2 separate regions of the Homo sapiens genome follow, and region 1 is linked to region 2. A link is a contact called in ENCODE Hi-C or POLR2A ChIA-PET data. All regions are on one chromosome and are shown on one strand. Each heading gives the region's core, a stretch centred on a gene start or an enhancer-like site at or near the end of the contact. The rest is flanking DNA. Distances are from core to core; before and after follow the strand shown. Region 1 holds the start of CLLU1 (chronic lymphocytic leukemia up-regulated 1). Region 2 overlaps LINC02391 (long intergenic non-protein coding RNA 2391).

The links. Hi-C counts contacts between places; a loop is a spot of excess contacts on that map. ChIA-PET counts read pairs that join two places held with the same protein, here RNA polymerase II (POLR2A). Pooled maps may share reads with other maps.
Region 1: a map of cardiac septum shows a loop between it and region 2 (1.8-fold over the local background). The contact joins the promoter of CLLU1 here to the enhancer-like site in region 2. A Hi-C loop is called at or near these places in 5 of 168 maps with a recorded cell type or tissue (CD4-positive, alpha-beta memory T cell, CD8-positive, alpha-beta T cell, cardiac septum and 1 more) and 11 of 50 pooled maps. POLR2A ChIA-PET finds 5 or more read pairs at or near these places in 6 of 52 experiments (B cell, CD4-positive, alpha-beta memory T cell, OCI-LY7 and 3 more).

The regions. Positions count from the first base shown.
Region 1 is chr12:92,417,451-92,423,500 of GRCh38, forward strand. CLLU1 (chronic lymphocytic leukemia up-regulated 1) reads left to right here and starts at 4,081. Exons shown (of 2, transcript NR_027933.1): 1 at 4,081-4,385. It overlaps CLLU1-AS1 (CLLU1 antisense RNA 1), which reads right to left. Exons shown (of 3, transcript NR_144319.2): 2 at 3,564-3,723; 3 at 2,636-3,010.
Region 2 is chr12:92,298,260-92,304,505 of GRCh38, forward strand. All of the region lies in intron 2 of LINC02391 (long intergenic non-protein coding RNA 2391), which reads right to left. Among named protein-coding and RNA genes, the nearest start is that of LINC02391, 62 kb to the right of the region's middle. Within about 2 kb of position 2,597, at least 2 of the 41 ENCODE cell types and tissues checked have a DNase peak (open chromatin) inside an H3K27ac peak, as active enhancers do; they include B cell, where a contact is called at or near this core.

The sequences.
Region 1 (6,050 bases), core at 2,831-5,330, 120 kb after region 2:
CTCAGTATCTGGGAGGTATGGGCTAGAGTGATGAACCACCGCCATGAGCCTAGGACTGAGGAGATTTCTGAAATGTGGAATATTTGGTGTCAAAACCAAGAGATAATATAGCCATGTGGAAAACATGTAGAACTATCGTATGATTCAGCAACCCAACCACTGGGAATTTACCCAAAGGAAAGGAAACCAGTATATTAAAGAGAATCTGCACTCCCATGGTTATTGCAGCATTATTCTCAATAGCCTAGATATGGACTCAACCTAGGAGATTAGATGAATGGACAAAGAAAATGTGGCATATGTACACCATGAAATACTTACCAGCTATAAAAAAGAATTAGCCAAAGCAGTGGTGTGTGCCTGTCATCCCAGCTCCTTGGGAGGCTGAGGTGGGAAGATCTCGAGGCCAGAAGTTTGAGACCAGCCTGGGCAAAATAATAAGACTCGGTCTCTAAAACAATTTAAAAATAGGCCTTCCTTAAAAAAAGAATAAAATCATGTCATTCACGGCAACATAGATGGGACTGGAGGATATTACTGTTAAGTGAAATTAGCCAGGAACAGCAAGTTAAACCCCACATATTCTGATTCATATGCGGAAGCTAAAAAAACGTTGATCTCATAGAAGTAAAAAGTAGAACAGAGGATGCTGGAGACTAGAAAAGGTAGGGAGAAGGAAGGGAGAGGGAAAAATTTGTTAACAGGTACAAAAACAAAATTACAGTTAGTTAGGGAGAATTAATTCCAGCATCCTGTAGCACTATAGGATGACTATAGTTAATAATAATACTTTAATTAGTCTCAAATAGCTAGAAGGAGGATATTGAATGTTCCCAACACACACAAAAAAATGATAATGTATGAGATGATGGATATGGTAGTTATCCTGATCTGATCACTCTACATTATATGTATCAACACATCACTATGTACCCCACAAATATGTAGAATTTTTATTTGTCCATTTAAAAAAGATAACAAATTTAAAAATAAAATAAAAACTAAATTAGTGTTCCATGTAAACCTGGATGAACTGGTCACCCTACGTCTGCCCATCTAGATGGCTGGTCAAAGTTTCCCAGGCTCCACATCAAGTTGTTCCACTGCTCACTGGAACTTCCCTAGTCAGGTTGGGCAAATAGTAATTTACAGCAATAGTGAATTTATCACTGACATTTCTTCAGTTCCCCTCTTTGGCATCTGCTTCTTCTTTTCTGTAATGCTGTTTGTTGAAATGCCCAACATTCTTTTTCTTCCCTAGAGCTATTCAGGGTGACCTTTCTTTTCGCATTTTCCCATGCCACTTCCATTATATCAAAATAAAACAGTCCTGTGTGGCCACTGCTCATGACCTTGTTTCCTGCCATGTGAAGATAGGATCGGCTGCTCTTTCTTCTCCTCCTTTTTTTTCAGAGACAGGATCTCTCCCTGTCACCCAGACTGGAGTGCAATGGCACAGTCGTAGCTTGCTGCAGCCTCGAACTCCTGGACCTCCTCAGCCTCCTGAGTAGCTGGGACTACAGGTGCACACCACCATGCCTTCCTAATCTGATATATATATATATATATATTATATATATAAAATATATATATAAATATATATATTTTATATATTATATATATAATATATATATTTTATATATAAAATATATATATTATATATATATATTATATATAAAATATATATATTATATATATATATATATATTATAGAGATGGGGTCTTGCTCTGTCACCCAGGCTGAAGATCAGCTGCTCTTTCTAATCTGTGGTTAGATAAGATCTGTCTCCCAGGGGATAAAATACTACCTGGAATAAAGGTATCTTTAAAATAATCCCAGAGAAGAAAACATTTTTATAGTATGACAGAGGCAGAGAAAACAGAGAATATTTGTTAAGGCAGGACTTTCACCACTCCCAGTACAATCATCTGTCTGTTACCTGCATACCTTACACGGGCTGGCACTGCTGGGGGTACAAAGTAGATGCCAAACTTCACAATGGTTAGATTCATGTTTAAAAAGCCATTGGATCAAACCTTTGTGAAAGTTTCCAGCTTTTTTCTGTTCCAAATATGTGTCCATTATAAAAGAATCTCAAGAGCATAATTGCCAAGATAGTCTATGTCCATGAGTATTTCAACATCTCTCATGAAATCTGTTCCCATCATTACTCAAGATATTGTATGAACAGTATTCCACATAAACTAGGTGCTCAATAATGATTGATTGGCCAATGGAGGGTCATTATTTAATGCACTACAATCTTTTATGCAAGGGGCCCACAGGAATCAGTATGATCCCATAGGAATCCTTTTCTTTTCCATTGAAAAAGAAACAGATAGTGGCTTGTATTAGGTTTCTTGTGTGTGTTGTGAGGTGGAAAGATATGAAAAGAAATTTGATCAGAGCATAAATCTGAGCCCATGGGATAGGAAAGAATGAGGGAATAAGGAAGAAAACACAGATTATAGACAGGAAAATCAAACCTATTAAAACTGATAATTTTCGAATACTAAAAATGTACATTCATTTGAACAAAAAGATTCTATAAAGCAAGATTTCTCTGTTCTTACCAGCACTACCATGCCCAAACTACCTTAGGAAATGAATAGCAGAGTCAAACTTAAAAGCACCTGAAATTTAAAACAAAAACCAATTTACATTTTATTTAAGAAAAGCAAACAGATGGGCCTGCTAACAATGTCAAAGTCTCGTTTACAAAGAAAAAAACAAATCTGGAACCTGAAGTCAAACGAGTTCAAAATAAAAAGCAAACCAATAAACAGAAACCAACATAAACAGAAGTTACTACCATCTCCCTCAGCCTGTGAAATTCTGGAACTTCTCTTTCTTTCTCGCCTTCTTCTTCTCTCACCTGGAAGACGAGCAGAGTGAACACATCAGGGGTTGTCAGTTCCCCAGATGGCACCACATTCATAAACCACCGACTCCAGGAGAATGTAGGAAGCTTAGTTAAGGCCAAAGTTCTCTTTGGATCTTCCTCATGGGCTTCAAGGCAAAAGAAAAAAAAGTTTGCTTGAGAATATCTTCATATCTATTAGTTTGAACCATGCAAAATTACAGTTTTTATAGGTAAAATGAGTGCATATTGGCAATTTCAAATGATTAACCCTAATACATTATGCTTTTGGGTATAGAAATATTCAGATCTTAAACATATGCTGTTACATACAAAATCAGGTATATTCCTGCTTCTATAATTAAAGCAAAGAGAATTTCTTTTGGTCACTACTCCTTCTGACATGAGGTATGAACCAAGTTCAGGACCCCTAAAGGTCTGGGTCTGGGTCATTTCTCCACCTCTAACTTGTGCCGCTTTCTTGGTCAGTCATTGTGTTCTGAGCTGTCTCATAAAACATCTGCTATGACTTTACTTTCTCCTGATAGGGTGGCTTTCCATCGTTGGCACTTCGTTGGCCTTATTGGTATGCTTTATACACTGGTTCTCGTTTCCAAATTGGCATTATTATTGTTATGATTCCTGCTGCTCTCCCACATTTCCCATCTTTCTCCTGATCTCTCTCACCTGTACATTTCTTACATTTTCTCCTGTGCTTCCTTCTTCCCATCATCATTGCCCAAGTGTGTCTTCTTTCTTCTCCTTGTCACATTTCCTTTGCCCGCTCTCACATATGCAGAGATGGCTCTTGGTTTTCCTTCTGAAATCTCATAGTTTGGAGGTAAACTTGTTAGCAAGGCCACTGAGAAGAGAACAAAAGGGAAACATAAGAGAAACCAAGTCACTATCTCTCTCATTTCCTGGTTTCTAGAAGTAAGACCCAAAGAACTCACTGTTTCAGTGCTTTCAGCTCAGGCCAAACTAGGGTGATCAAACTGAGCTTCTGAGTGCTGATCAAAACCTATAAAACCAAGTAGACAGACCATCTACAAATCTTCACTGTTAAATACCATAAAGAATGAAAAGGTCACTAATTGGTAAGACTATATGTGTGATAATTAAATTTATGCATCAACCTGGCTAGGCTAAAGGATGACCAGGTAGCTGGTAAAACATTATTCTGGGTGTGTCCATAAGAGTGTTTTCGGAAGAGATCAGCATTTGAATTGGTGAACTTAGTAAAGCAGACGGCTCTCACCAATAAGGGCAGGCATCATCCAATCTGTCGAAAGCTTGAATAAAACAAAAAGAGGAAGGGAAAATTTGCTTCTTTTCTTCTTGATCTAGTATATCATCTTCTCCTGCCCTTGGATGTGAGTGGGCCTTCAGACTTAAACCAGGAGTTACACCTTTGGCTTCCCTGGTTCTCAGTTCTTTGGACTTGGACTGAATTACACTGCCAGGTTTCCTGGTTCTCCAGCTTGCAGATGGCAGATCATGGGACTTCTTGGCCTCCATAATTGTGTGAGTCAATTTCCATTTTATTTACATATCCAGTTATGCATTGCTTAACAATGGAGACAGGTTCTGAGAAATGCATTGTTAAGTGATTTCATCATTGTGCAAACATCATAGAGTGTAACTACACAAACCTGGACAGCATAGACTACTACACATCTAGGCTACATGGTGTAGCTTGTAACCTCATGATAAGTATGTATAACATCATGATAAGTATGTATGTATCTACCATATCTAAATGTAGAAAAGGTACAGTAAAAATATGGTATAATCTTATGGGATCACCATCATATATGCAATCCTTTGTAGACTGAAATGTCATTGTGTAGTGCATGACTGTATACGCACACATACACAAACACACACAAATATACTATTGGTTCTTTTTCTCTGAAGAGCCCTAATACAATATGTTATACATTTATATTGACTCTATTTCAAAATTTATGGTTTTGGTGAAACATATGTGGAGATGGGGCATAGGTGTGTGAACTGGGATAGTGTCCTGCTGATGAATGGGTGGGAGGCATCATTTGGGACAAGCCCAGGGCATCAGCTTATAGATATCAAGAGCTCAACAAGAGCACTTTATGGCAAAACCTCCCACAAGACCTCTCAGAAGTTGAGAAACTGCTAAAAGTTTCTTTATGACAGATGACATTTATGGATAAAATAGGGATTAGCAGGATTCTTTAAATACTTTCGAACACTAACCTTCATTTCTACCAGGCAGTGGGGCCCCAAGTGCAGGGCCATAGGAAGTACAAGTCTGGGAGATACTAGGCTGCACTGTCTGTAGAGAATCTGAAAAAATAATAGAGTCACTGAAATGCAGTTTGGTATAATTATTGCCATGCATCATAATTCTAAATCATACTAGTGGTCAAATACTCTTCCCTGAAAAAACATTTTCTTGGTTTGAATTCTAAATAATTGTTGTGGTCACCACTGAGCTTTTAAATATATAAATACTTTCAAGTTTGCATATTTTTATTACCTGTTCCTTAACAAACATTGAATTCAACATGAAAATGATTATGGGAAACATTCGGGTATACAGTCCCTGACTCTTAAGGACTCAGGTAAATACTTAGGGTATTTCATGGCCCTAGTCTTTGGGGTACCACATGTTTCTTCTTCAAATCACAGATTCAAAATCAAGAATGATAACACAGTGATTGTGTAGACAAAATAAGTGAACCAAAATTGCTTGCTTCTGTCATTCTATGGAACCACTGAGAGTTTTTACTTGTGCTTAAAATTTTGAATAGTAAAACAGAGTGTCAACTTCATGCTGGAATATTTTTGGCTTTTTAGACACAATTTTAAGTACATGAAGTATTTTTACAAGACTAAGTAACATCACTGAAATTACAGCTTTCTTCTTTTTAAAACTGGTATTTGTTATAAAACTAAAGAGCGAATCAAGAAAAGCATAATTATTACTGATTATTACAGGATTATTACTGAAAAAGAAATGTACGGAATAGAGGAGGAAGGAGTTAACAAATGATCCACTCTGGGTGTTGAAAACACCAATAAGCCTGCTTCCAGGAAGTGCCTAAGACAGAGCTGGCTCAGCTTGCTGGGTCACAGCATGTAAGGAAACTGCTGGGCTACATGCCACCATCCTCAGTTGTCCAGATAGATAATCCCATAGCCCCATGG
Region 2 (6,246 bases), core at 1,347-3,846:
CAGCTTCACTGGAGCAGCCCAGATATTTCCCCACTGCATTCTCAGAGGGAAGAGGGATGAGGGCATCTGCTCCCAAGCTCAACCACAACCCAGAGCTCCACTTTGTTATGTGAAATTCAGAACACATTTGTTCCCGCTCTCTTTCTTTTTCTTTCAAAATTTTCTCCTGCCCTTTACTTAGGGTCTGGACGGAATCAAAATCCTGAGAGCCAAAGACACCAGGGGAAAGGCTGCTTTATTGTGAAATCCAATCTCAGTGAAAGCAAGATGGATCAGCAATCTTTTGACCTCACCCAGTGGCAAAGTCTAAACTGATCCACATGGTTTAGAGAACTCGGAAAAGATCTGATGAGTTGTCACACCGCTAACACTTGAGTTTTGTTTGTCATCCTATATAGAAATGATTCCAGAGTTTTTTCAAATTTCTGGAGCTTCTTAAAGCAAGACCAACAAGTGTCTGGGTGACCTTAGAACCAATCTATGTTTCTGGGACTCTTGAGATCAGCCCGGGCCAGATATTTAGAGGCTATAATGTCATACCACTAACACTTGAGTTTTGTTTGTCATCCTATATAGAAATGATTCCAGAGTTTTTTCAAATTTCTGTAGTTTCTTAAAGCAAGACCAACGAGTTTCTGGGTGACCTTGGAACCAATCCATGTTTCTGGGATTCTTGAGGTCAGCCCAGGCCAGATATTTAGAGGCTATAATGGACACTATTGGATCAATCTGCACTAGACTCACCACAGGAGATAGATCATTTCCAAACCAACGTCTAGCTTGGGGGAGGCGGGAAGTAAGTGGATTTTCACTATCTTTTGGTTCCCATTTCAAGAGCTAATCCCAGACATGGCAGTGACATTAAGGCTTGAATTCTTGCAAAAGCTGCCACTAGAAGGACTGGCTTAAATATCATAGCAGTTTTTATGCACAAATTATATTAGACGTAGATCGTACCTTTCAGGAACTTCCTTGCCTAAAAGCACCCATTGCCTCATTCTCTCTAGACCTACATATGAAATCTAAACTCACATAAATCCCTTCCAGCTTGCCCTCATCTCCCCTTTAATCTTCTCCCTATCCTTGCCATGCATTCTACCCTCTGGCCCGAGGACTGACAATTTTTTTTCTGCAAAGAGAGAGCCAAATAGTAAATATTTTGGGCCTCTAGCTCATGTAGTCTCTGTCATACCTACTCAACTCTGCTGTTGTAGACAAAAGCAGTCATAGACAATATATGCACAAATGAGCATGGCTATGTTTCAATAAAACTTTATTTACAAAAACAGTGGCTGGGCATAGTGGCTCATGCCTGTAATCTTAGCACTTTGGGAGGCCATAGTGGGTAGATCACTTGAGCCCAGGAGTTGGTGACTAACCTGGGCAACATGCAGAAACTCTGTCTCTACTAAAAATATTAAAGGTAGTGGCAAAAACCGCAACTGCTTTTGCACCAACCTAATAGAAAAATTAGCTGGGCATGGTGGTGTGTGCCTGTGGTCCCAGCTAGTTGAAGAGCTGAGGTAGGAGGATGGCTTGAGCCTGGGAGTTGGAGATTGCAGTGAGCTGAGATCACGAGACTGCGCTCCAGCCTGGGAGATAGAAAGAGACCCTGTTTCAAAAAAAGAAGAGGAAGAAGGAGGAGGAGGAGGAGGAGGGGGAGGAAGAGGAGAAGGAGGAGGAGGGGAAGAAAAAAGGCACAGTAAAGAGAAAGAGGTGTTATTTTAGAGTGCTTAGGAAAGGCCACTTTGATGAGGCCATATGGGAGCAAAGATAAACATAAAGCATGAGTTCAAGCTATGTGGATATGACAGGTAGGGAAAATATTCTAGGCAGAGAGAAAAGCAAGCGCACATGTTTGGTATATTGGAAGAAGAGAAAGGAGGCCAGTTGGGTTGGAGTCCAGGGAATGAATGGAAGTTGAGACCAAAGAGGTAGATGTGGTAAAATTTTGTATGTCCTTTCAGGCCGTGTAAAAGAATTTGATTTTTATTCTTAATGAGACTGGAAACCATTGAAAGAAGAGTGATATGATCTACCTTCTTGGTTACTGGGATGACCCTAGCAGCCATGTGAAATAGACTTTAGGAAGGTAGGAGTAAAAGCAGAGAGACCTAATAAGAGGCTATTGTACTAATCCACATGACAAATGATGTCCAGGGTGATCAGAGCAGAGGGGCTAAGAGTTGTCAGATTCTGAATATATATTGAAGGCAGAGATGAAAAGTAGAGTGTGAAGGAAGTATGGAGCCAAGGAGGAGCCAAAATTTTTTACCTGATTAAGTAGGAAAATGTAGTTTTCCTTTATTGAGATGGTGAAGACTATAGAAGAAACAGATGAGTGGAAGTAATGAAGATTTTTTTTTTAATGATGTTATGTTGGACCTCTCAGTGGAAATGTTAAGTAGGTAGTTAAGTAAGTGCTTTGGAGTTCAGTAGCAATGTCATGGGTAGAGGTAAATAGTTGGGAGTTACCTGAAATAGATGGTACTTAAAGACACGAAATGAGGTTGGAGAATCACTTGGGAGAAGTGAGAAAAGAAGAGATCAGGGACTGAGCTCTGGGGCACTCAAATGTTTTGAGAGTGGGAAGATGAAGAGCTAACAACAACAGCAACAAACTTATAAAGAGTGACTAGTGAGATAGAAAGTGAAGTGAGAGTGACCTCTCAGGGGCTAAGTGAAGAAAGTGTCTCAAGAAGGAGGAAATGAACAACTTTGGGAAGTATTGCTAACATATTGAGCAAGGTAAGGACAGAGACATGACCCAGACTGAGCAGCATGGGAGCCACTGTTGACTTTGACAAGAACAGTTTGAGGAGGGGTAAAGATAAAAGCCTGTGTAGACTGTATATAACAGAGAATGCGAAGGGCCTAAATGGTATCTTCGGTCTGGGATCTCAAAATACTTTATACTCTATGATAACATTTTTCATAATGAGAATTATTGACTTACATAGTGATCTTAAGAGCAATTTAAATGTTGAATCATTTATAAAATTGTTAATCATCTTTTACTTGTTTTTATTTTATTTTTGTTTTTCACATTCTACAACACAACACTAGGCACATAGTACATACTCATTAAATGTTTGTTAAATGAATATGAAATTGTAATTTAAGAAGGAAAGATTTCATATAAATGAATATGAATGCCATTTTGACTGCAAAAAGTGACACTTAAAAGCAGAAGTTTAAAAGGGTGGAATGAGTACTATGTGCTATATAGCATTGTGACACTATGGATATTTGGTTATACCCTGATCATGTTACTCCTCTTTCAGTTCTTTAAATTATACATATATCATCCTGTATAGTATATAGTGAGATCACTCAGGGGAACTAGTCCAATTTTACTAAAAATGATAGTGAGGCTCTGGAGGAGATAGGAAATTTGCCCTCATTCTGTAGATTGCGTATACTTGGTAAAAGAGTCCACAAAATTTGTATCACTGCTTTCTTTTGAGGTTCCAATGTTACTAATTCACCATAATTGTAAGAAAACTCCAAAAATGTTCACTTCCTTATCTTTTAGTTAAAGATCCACTCAAAAAAGTGAGAATTACTACAATGAGTTACTTTGGGATCTGAATAACATTGGATTGATTAATTCTCTCTGTTGCAATGATTATTTGAGCATTCAGTCCTTAGAGTTATGACTATTAAAGCACAGAAGCACAAATTATTACATGATGATTAAAGTGTCTTTGTGGATATACTGCTCAATAAAATTAACACTGAGATCTGAAACACCATGTTCAAAAGTCAAATGATTTTTCCAAGCGGAAAAGGGAGCCTCATTTTGGCAGATAAAAATTGCGATACTTCTATCTCTGAGTAAGGATTAGTGTAGTCAGTTATTGAAAATTAGTGATCTGACTATATTGTATTTATTTAATATAGGAAGAAGTCTTTATAAATGTTGGGTGAGTCATTTCATAAGACTAAAGCCAAGCAAAATTAGAGCCCTCCTGGTTGAAGGTATTTTTATTGCAATGAGAAGGTTTCTTTCTGAGTATTAGACATACAAGTGTGGTCTAACTTTGGCATGGAAAGTAAGTCATGAATTCTAAGGCAGAGACTCTTAATTTCTTGAATATGTAATGCCATAGACATATTTAGACACATTTACTATAAGATGCCAAAAACATACGCAATCAAGGAAATTAAGTAGAGGCAACTGAATATTTTTTTCCTTTACATTCCACTTGTCAATGATCTCAAGGACCAAATACCTGTTCTTTATACAAAGGGCATATACAAAGGTTTTACAGAAAAATAACCTTATAGAAAAACTCTTATGAGTTACTCTTTAGTCTCTAGTGAGTTTCCTGTTTTGTAGGTCATAAATTTAATAGGCTGTAATGCTATTCAAACAACACAGATACTTAACATACCATGAAAAGCCCATAAGCTATGGCAAATTATGAAAATATCTCAATGCTGTGGTCACAAAAGTGAACAATCTTCTTGACAGGAACTTCAAAGGTAAAATGAAATTACATTTCCCACTTATTTCTGAGGCATTGACCGGTAACCTTAGTCTCCTGTGATTTCACCCATGCTGCTTCTAGAGATGATGTTCTATCCAGCCAGTCAACAATTCTCAAGCGGAGTGGCTCTAGAAACTCAGCTCTTGAAAACATCACGGAGCTTTATCAGTGATAAGGCCAAGAGGTTGCAACTACTATTATCTTTGGACACACAAAAGAATCACCTGGTCCAGGTCAGAGAGCACTTTTCTGGTGTTCTTGGTGTCAGTATAATGTGCCATTTAATTAGGAGTCTGGTTTAAAGAGCGCACCTAGCAAAAAAGCAATCAAATGGCAAGCACACATTATCATGATTAATTTTGATAAATACAAATAACAGAGATTTTTCATTGTCATCTAATAATTATAATGATATATTCATTTTCATTTTAGAATTTGAAAAATACACAAAAAGATATAGAGAATACAATATGACAGTCAGCACTCAGCAGGAGGTTGTACAAACATGAATGAAGGAAGCTTCTGTTCTGTCTTTATATTTCTTATTTTTATACTTTTTAAGGGAAAGGGAAAGTTTAAGAAATTTTATTTGTTAGAATCTAGCATTTTATACTTTCTCTACTAAAAGTAACAAGTCAATTATCTTCTCCAAAGAAATTATGACCACCAGTTGATAAAGGGGATCAGATGTTCACTCAGTGAATTTTTAGTGATTACAGACAGGCACTGTTTGCATCAAATTCAACAATTGGCTTTTAAATATGGCATTTCCTGTAATCACTCTTGAAAACAGGGTAACAAGATAGCATGCATTCTGTATTAAATGGTTTCTCTGCAAACCAGGGTGTTCTCTGCCCTGCCTTGCCCCAGGTTTGAACAGTTCTGAACAGCCACCCTTCCTTTCTCCCCACCATTGTTCACATTCTATGCATGAATAAGAAATGCTCTCATTTCTCTCTTTCCTTGTTCTTTTGTTTCATCCTTCCAGTCTTCCTTTCCTCCTTCAAATATTTTCAAACTGGTAGTATGTTTTTTGAAAGGCAGTTTAGTATAGTGGTCAGTATAAAGGCTTGGAGCTAAAGAGCACTGGGTTTCAGTCTCAGGTCTGAGACTTGCTAATGGTGCTCCCTTGGGCAAGTCATTATACTTAACTCCAAGCATCAGATTTTTCACATGTTAAATGGTGATATCCATAATTACTTCCATGGTTATTGTGGAGACTAGGATAATAAAATTAAGAGACTGACCGGAGTACAGCATGAGTCATAGATACTATTATTGAAAAAAATTGACTTTGTAAAAAAACATAGGAAACGTTAAAATTATTTCATAGAAATAATATTTGTAAGGACATAATGGAGCCACTAACACACTGCAAAATGAGCTCAAGACTTTAATAGAATGGAATACAGACCTTTGACACCCAACTCCAGGCAAACCTCATTTAGCACGGACACCCAGAAAAGACTGAGATAGAAAAAATATATATATATATAAACAGCTGCTAAGCTGGCATTTAAAAATTGTATATTTCTGCTCTTCATTTGATCCAAGAGCATATATTGGAGAGAATATTTGGCCTAACAAGCTGAGAATGGGTGGTATGGGTCAATTAAGGTTATAAAATAACACAAAGAGTAAATCCTTATCAGAGCTTTCTGCTTTACAATAGATGAAAAATCGAAGAGAGATTTAATCAGCTTACATGGGCCTGGGTGTCTCTTCCTTACTCTTACAAGAAGGAATCTTGCTT